2 separate regions of the Homo sapiens genome follow, and region 2 is linked to region 1. The links are chromatin contacts, found by Hi-C or POLR2A ChIA-PET in ENCODE. All regions are on one chromosome and are shown on one strand. The core of a region is the stretch at or near the end of the contact, and the rest is flanking DNA. Distances in the headings are between cores, read along the strand shown. Region 1 overlaps WWP2 (WW domain containing E3 ubiquitin protein ligase 2). Region 2 overlaps VAC14 (VAC14 component of PIKFYVE complex).

Region 1 (3,563 bases), core at 637-3,136:
GGAGGCCGAGGTGGGTGGATCACCTGAGCCCAGGAGTTCGAGATCAGCCTGGCCAACATGGTGAAACCCCATCTTTACTAAAAATACAAAAATTATCCAGGCATGGTGGCACACACCTGTAATCCCAACTACTTGGGAGGCTAAGGCAGGAGAATCACTTAAACACGGCAGGCGGAGATTGCAGGGAGCCAGGATCGTGCCACCACATTCCAGCCTGGGCAACAGAGCAAGACTCTGTCTCAAAAAAAAAAAAAAAATTTACTTTGGTTTTATATGAGCATGTCTTATTCTTGGGAGACGCAAGAGTAGATGAGAATGATATATGCAGTTATTTTCAAGTGACTTTTTAGAAGAATAGGGTGAAGTTTTGGGGATTAAAGTGTCATGATATCTGCAATTTACCTTCAAATGGCTCAGGAAAAAAAATACACCCAGCCATATACTATAATAACATATAGATAAAACAAATTTGGCAAAAAAATGTTAACAAGAGCCAGAAATAGGTGGATGGCATTTGGGTGTTCACTGTATCACTCTTTCAATTCTTCCATATGTTTGCAAATTTCATAATTAAACATTGGGGAAAGGTTTTTTTAAATTGGCAAGGTTATTTAAAAAATTAAACTTCAGAGAACAGAACACCTCATTATTTGCTTTTTAAAAAAATTGAGCCAGAGGAACCCTATAATACATAATGGGACTAAAGAAACCATTAGCTAATTGAGTGACAGATTCGAGCATACAGGGGAGGCTGAAAGGCGTAAGTGTGGCTGGAAAACATATACTAGAACCTTAGTTATAAATAGCAGTCTTAGCCACCTCACCTCTGGGGCCCTCTGTTTTCACTACAGCTGTGCAGACGGCTCTACAGAGGCCCTTTCTCTTCCAGTATGTCTTCCTGCTGCCTTTGGAGGCATTGCTCAAAATCAAGAAACCCATGAAAAAGTAGGTTTAGTGAGTCTATTTCCATAACTGGAATCTGAGTTAGCATATAGGAAGCTCACAAGCTCCCCTCAAGCTCATCAAGCCCTGCTCTATCTGCATCCGTGCTGTTCACATCCGTGCCTTGAGCACCTACTATTCTAGTGACTCAACAGGAACAAGATGGGCAAAAATCTGTGCTCCTAGAGCATTTACATTCTACTTGGCAGAAACAGACAATAAGCAATTTCTTTTCTTTTTTTCCTTAAAAAAAAAAGAAAATTGCATAATCTGTTAGAAGGTGGCAAGTGCAGGCTGGGCGCCATGGCTCACGTCTGTAATCCCAGCACTTTCAGAGGCCAAGGCAGGCGGATCATTTGAGGTCAGGAGTTTGAGACCAGCCTGGCCAACATGGTGAAACCCTGTCTCTACTAAAAATACAAAACATGAGCTGGGTGTGGTAGCGGGCACCTGTAATCCCAACAACTCGGGAGGCTGAGGCAGGAGAATCGCTTGAACCCGGAAAACAGAAGTTGCAGTGAGCCGAGATTGCACCATTGCACACAGCCTGGGCAACAAGAGCGAAACTCCGTCTCAAAAAAAAAAAAACTAAAAAAAAATTTTTTAATGAAATAAAAAAATTTAAAAAAGAAGGTGGCAAGTGCAATAGGAAAAAATAAAAGAAGGGGGATGAAGAATGTTAAGCTGGGAGAGGATGTGGGGTAGAGAAGAAAAACCTCCCTGGGAAGGTGACAATTGAGCAAAGACTAAAGGATGGGGGAAGTCACGTGGGTATCTGGAGGAAGAACATTCTAGGCAGAGGAAAAAGCAAGCCCAGAGGTGCTAGGTGAGAGAGCATGCCTAGCATGTCTGGGGAATGGCAGGGAGGCCAGGGCAGCTGGAGTGGAGCGAGGGAAGAGAGGAGCAGATGAGGGCAGGAGGTAGCCAGAGCCTCCCAGTCAGGCCTTGGGACAAGGTCCTTGGAAATTGCTCAACATGGGACGGGACTCCGTTACAGGGTTTTGAGCAAGGAAGTGACCTGATTCCTGCTGTAGCACAACCAGTCTGGCTACAGGAGAAGGGCTGAGGTACACAAGACCAGGTAGGAGGTCACTGTGGTAATCCAGGCAAGAGCAGATGGTGGTTTGGGCAAAGGTGATGGCAGTGTCTTTAAGAAACACAGTGTCTAAGAAGATTCTACCCTGGCCTCCTCCCTAGCATGAGTTAGAAAGCCCCAGGACTCCCCACCGAGCACATCAGCCAGGCCCCGCAGGGCCACTGATCTCTTGGAATCAAAGCTTTGGGCAAGTCACAGGCAGGGGCTGCAAACAGTGCCAATTTAGAGCATGGCTAGAGGAAGTCTGATTCAATTAGGACTAAATGGAACATATATAATGAAAATATTCAGCTGGCAAGAGGCTCAGGTTTCAGCAAGAAAGCCAAAGGCCTAAGCTCATGCTAACTTCAGTAATCAGCAAACATACTTCTTCAGCTATACGACTGCACCCTTCTGTTCTAAGTAATAACTGGTTACCAATACCTTCTAATGCTACTTTATGGAGGTCGACAGACAGCAGTAAGGCTGAATATGAGAATCTAGGGAAAAGACTCTGGGAAGTCCCCAGGGACTGTGCCCTTTGAAAGACAGCCCTTTAAAAGCCAGCATACCAAGAGAGACAATCAGACACCATGTGCCTCCTGATGGAAACACATATCACCACACCAGAGAAAAAAAAGAACCAAGGTCAGTCTCAGCCTCTAGATCTGCCCATGAGGGACAGAGAGACACACAGACCCACACTTTAGGGAGACACACAGCAAAATCCAAAGTGTGGGAAACTGTAAAGGACACGCTGTCCAGTTTCTTCAACAACACACTGCAAGGAGTAAAAAGAGGGAGGACTACCTCTAAGTTAAGAGAGACTGAAAAGATATATCAATCTTGTTTGGTTCCTGACTCAGACAAACCGATGGCTTAAAAAGGCTGAGCACAGTGGCTCACGCCTGTAATCCCAGCACTTTGGGAGGCCAAGGCAGGGGGCTCGCTTGAGTCCAAGAGTTTGAGACCAGCCTGGGCAACAAAGTGAGACCCCATCTGTATAAAAAATAAAATAAAATAATTAGTTGGACGTGGTGGCGTGCACCTGCGGTCCCACCTTCATGGGAGGCTAGGCAGGAGAATCACTTGAGCCCAGAAGGTCAAGGCTGCACTGAGCCATGTTTGCATCACTGCACTCCAGCCTAGGCAAGAGAGCAAGATCCCATCTCGAAAAATAAAAATAAAAAATAAAAAGGTTGGGCCAGGCACAGTGGTTCACACCTGTAATCCCAGCACTTTGGGAGGCCAAGGCAGGCAGATCACTTGAGTTCAGGAGTTCAAGCCAGCCTGGCCAACATGGCAAAACCCCATCTCTACTAAAAATACAAAAATTAGCCAGGTGTGGTGGCACACATCTGTAATCCCAGCTAACTTGGGAGGCTGAGGCACAAGAATCACTTGAACCCAGGAGGCAGAGGTTGCTGTGAGCTGAGATCCATGTCACTGCACTCCGGACTGAGTGATGGAGTGAGACTCTGTCTCAAAAAACATTAAAAATTTTTTAAAAATAAAATGAAAGGGTTACACTACAACTGGGGACATG
Region 2 (3,563 bases), core at 560-3,059, 890 kb before region 1:
AAAATAAATAAATAAATAAAGAGAGGCATCGCGATGGTTCCGCAGATGCTGGCATGAAGCCACAGGCCTGATGAGGAGCACAATGATTTCTTAACCCCCTCTTTAGCTGTTAGGCAAACTCTAAATTGTTCTTCTCAGCCTCCAAGATTGCACACTGAGAAAGAAAGGAAAGAGATTCTTCTGGCCAGCAAGTGAAAAGCTGTTCTTTTGGCAGGAGTGTGTTTAGCTCTGGGACCTGGAGCGGCTGCTATAGAAAGACAGAGGCATCGGGAGTTCTTGAAGACACACATCTGGTGGGGGTTCTTGGCATTGAGGAAGATGCATGATTTCCCTAAAGACCCTGGGAGCGTTTCCTCTTCCCCAGGCAGCTTTCCCAGGCCGCACCTCCATGTCGGAGTCAGTGGGGGTGAGAACGGGGTACCCAAGCTCCAGCCAGGCTTGAGTGGGTTGGACTTCCTGTCGGTGTCCACACAGCCTCCTTTTCTGGTGGACATAACGGTTGAGATGCATGTCAAGGTGAAGCCAGTGGCTTTAAAACCTTCATTTTTTAGCCAGCTACTCTGGCTCCAGGCCCTTTCCTTAGCAGCAGGGAGTTGAGGCCAAGCTCACAGATAGAGCGAAGATGGCGACATGTGCGGTGGGGTGCTGTACCCCCACTCCCTCCACGGGACTTTGCAGGACTAAGGCAGATGAGCCTCCCGAGGCACTCATTTGGGGCTCAAACCCCAATTCCTCCCATTTTTAACTGTGTGACCTGTTTCCAAGGCCTTTCTGCTTTGTCTGTGACGCAGCGATGATAGTGCCTGCCGTGTCATAGTGTGGTGGGGTTATATAAATGGCGCATGTCTCAGCCCCAGTGCTGGCTGTGTCTGATAAAGCGGGGCTGTTGTTCAGCCTCCCCACAGGGCTTGTGCTTCCCAGGGTGGTCTGTGGAGGGGGAACCACACCCCTGAGGGGATGAAATCATGGCACCTTCCGTGCCGAGAGCTGGCTCCAGTGCACCGGCCCTGTTGCCCCAGTGCCCAGGGCACCCACCAGCGGCCCGGCCCGGCTCCGCTAAAACAACTCTGCCCGGAGTAGGTGTTGGTGTGCGTTGCCTTCCCCCGGCCTCTTCCCACCCTCCATGCTAATGCAGGCAGAACAAGCCCAGGCCTTGTCTCCCCGTGAACCATCCACTTATCCTCAGTAGAAAGGAGAGGAGGGAGAAAACCCAGCCTCTTTGATAAACTGTGATATGAACTCCAGCGTGACCCGACAGCTGTGATCTTTACAAGGCCTGCTTCTGTGCTGGGAAGCGAGCAAGTCTGAAGACAGTCGCTCTGCCTGCCAACACGGCCCTCCGGCCAGCCGCGCTTTGGCTTCAGCGACTGTGCATTTTTCCCCTCCTCTTCCTCCCTGCCGCCTTGCAGAGAGGACTGGTGGAGAATGCTTGCATCTGTAATGAGCCACTGTATGCGGTGAATGCCAGGGCCTGATCCGAACCGGCCCAGTTAATGGTAGATGAGGTCCGAGCCACCTCCCAGGAGAACAGGGCACTCCTAAGATGAGGCGGGCATTTGGAGAGGATGGGGCCCACAAGGGAAAGGAGGAAGCAGTCATGGGACTTCTTTCACGAGATCCTGACCCAGAGAAGCCCAGCAGCAAGGCTTCCGGTTCATTCTGGGCCTCCTCTCACCTCTGCTACAGACAGGCGTGGCAGCCTGTCCAGCTGAGCAAATGCTCAGTCCCTAATATGTGCCTCTGCTACTGCCCCTCCCCAGTGTCCTGGGTTTGCATAAGAGCCCTTGTGTTGGGAAGAGGGGGAATAGGTGGAGTGGGGAGCTGATTGGTCACTGAGGGGGTGGGGGGCCGGGCAGCCGCTAGAAACTGGACTTGTTTTTAATTGTGGGGCCTGGGGGAAGGGCCTGAGAAGAAACTCTCTTTCATGCCGTAATTGGGAAATTCCACTTTGCTGGCCTCGTGCATTCTGCCCTGTGGACAGGGCCCTTGGCTGGGGCCAAATCACCAAGGTGTCCAAGGCCACCGGCCGTCTGCACCACTGGCGCCCCTCCCAAGCCCAGCTCCCACATCAGGCTCTGTCATCCCCTGCAGCTGCCGAATCTCGAGTCCATTTGGCATCGGGACCCCCTCCTCACTCTGTGAGTCTTTGTGCGGTGCCCCCTCACCTGCCTGGAGGCATTGGCCGGGCCCCCAGAAGCCCATTGTGCTGGTGCTAATGGATGGCGAATTAGAGTGAAGTGGCCAGACCAGATCCCTGTTTGCCTCTGGCCCCAGCTCACAAGCTAGAGCTTCTAGGCGGCCCCACTCTTCCTCTCACCCTTTTAATGGATTGCGTTCATTTGTTCAGGATAAAAATAAATTGCTGTGGCAAATGTGCACCAACCTAAGTCTGTTTGCTAGAAGAGGCCCCGATCCACCTACCCAGAATGCAGATGGGTTTTGATCTTTCATAAGTCCGTAGCCGTATCGATTGGGCCCCCAGCTGAGGGGAGGGAGACAGGACATTGAACAGGCAGGAGGAATTCTTCCACAGAGCTTCCTGCTTCCCTCTCAGCAGAAGCTTCTCTTCTTGCTGGCTTGAGTTGTCTGTCCAGCTCCTTGTGTGAATCTTCTGGAGCTTTCCACAGCCGTTCCCCGCCCAGGGGCCAGGGCTGAAGTGTTTTTGTCGCCATGCAAGGGACGCAGAGGAGTGTGTGCAGCAGGAGCCGCTTTACACAACCGGCTCCCGGCTTCTCATCTCCTAATTAGAGACCCCTTCGCAATGGGAATGGCAGGGGGACCCAGGAGGCCCAAGAGGCCCAGTCTGACACACAGAAAAGACTGTTGGGAGAAAAAGAGTGCTGCCTTCCCAGGTGAAAAGATGACCTTGTGAGGTGCAAAGTTCAGGGAGCCCAGAGAGCCTGGCCCAGCCTGCATTCCATTGTTCCCTAGTCCATGGCAAAATGACCAGCGTCCTTGCACCTCACAGAACCATCGGAGGTTGTTCCCTGTTGACCCAGAAGTGGCTGGAGATGGAGTGGGGGGTGGTCCTGGCCTTGCTCTGCCTCCTCCAAGCAGTCCCCACAGTGTCATACACACTGGCACTCCCTGTAACAAGGGATGGCTTTTCTCCTGCAAAATGGATACCACATGTGGCAGGCCTTGCTAGACCAGGCTGGGATGAATTAGGTCTGACCTGGGGTATGAGGGGAGTAGAGGAAATGCTGGCCAGAGGGAGCCCTGCACAGTGTGCCTAGGGGGCCCAAGAGCCTCAAAGGGGTGGCATCTTGGTGTTTGCGGGGTCCACTGGGCTTTGAGCAGGGCTGGTGGGAGGAGACTAGAGGTCACAGGTGAACTTGGCAAGAGGTGGCCATGTGTCCTTCAGGGTGACCCCTGTCCCCACAGCCCAAGCAGCCATGCTCCCACTGAATCAGCGGTCACCCCCACTTCCAGGAGCCCCTGTGATGGAGGGGAGGACCTGGCAGCAGATTGGTGGGAAAGCTCCCCTCCTCGGTGGCCACCACATGGCACACGTGGTCAGACCCCTCATCAGGTTCACGCTGGCCCCTTGCCAGTCTTTCACT

Evidence for each region. Hi-C counts contacts between places; a loop is a spot of excess contacts on that map. ChIA-PET counts read pairs that join two places held with the same protein, here RNA polymerase II (POLR2A).
Region 2: a map of HepG2 shows a loop between it and region 1 (19-fold over the local background). The contact joins two enhancer-like sites. A Hi-C loop is called at or near these places in 1 of 168 maps with a recorded cell type or tissue (HepG2). POLR2A ChIA-PET finds 5 or more read pairs at or near these places in 2 of 52 experiments (CD8-positive, alpha-beta memory T cell and T-cell).

Annotation. Positions count from the first base shown.
Region 1 is chr16:69,832,499-69,836,061 of GRCh38, reverse strand. All of the region lies in intron 4 of WWP2 (WW domain containing E3 ubiquitin protein ligase 2), which reads right to left. Among named protein-coding and RNA genes, the nearest start is that of WWP2, 72 kb to the right of the region's middle. Within about 2 kb of position 1,886, at least 9 of the 41 ENCODE cell types and tissues checked have a DNase peak (open chromatin) inside an H3K27ac peak, as active enhancers do.
Region 2 is chr16:70,723,782-70,727,344 of GRCh38, reverse strand. All of the region lies in intron 14 of VAC14 (VAC14 component of PIKFYVE complex), which reads left to right. Among named protein-coding and RNA genes, the nearest start is that of VAC14-AS1, 30 kb to the left of the region's middle. RefSeq lists an enhancer at 685-979. Within about 2 kb of position 1,809, at least 21 of the 41 ENCODE cell types and tissues checked have a DNase peak (open chromatin) inside an H3K27ac peak, as active enhancers do.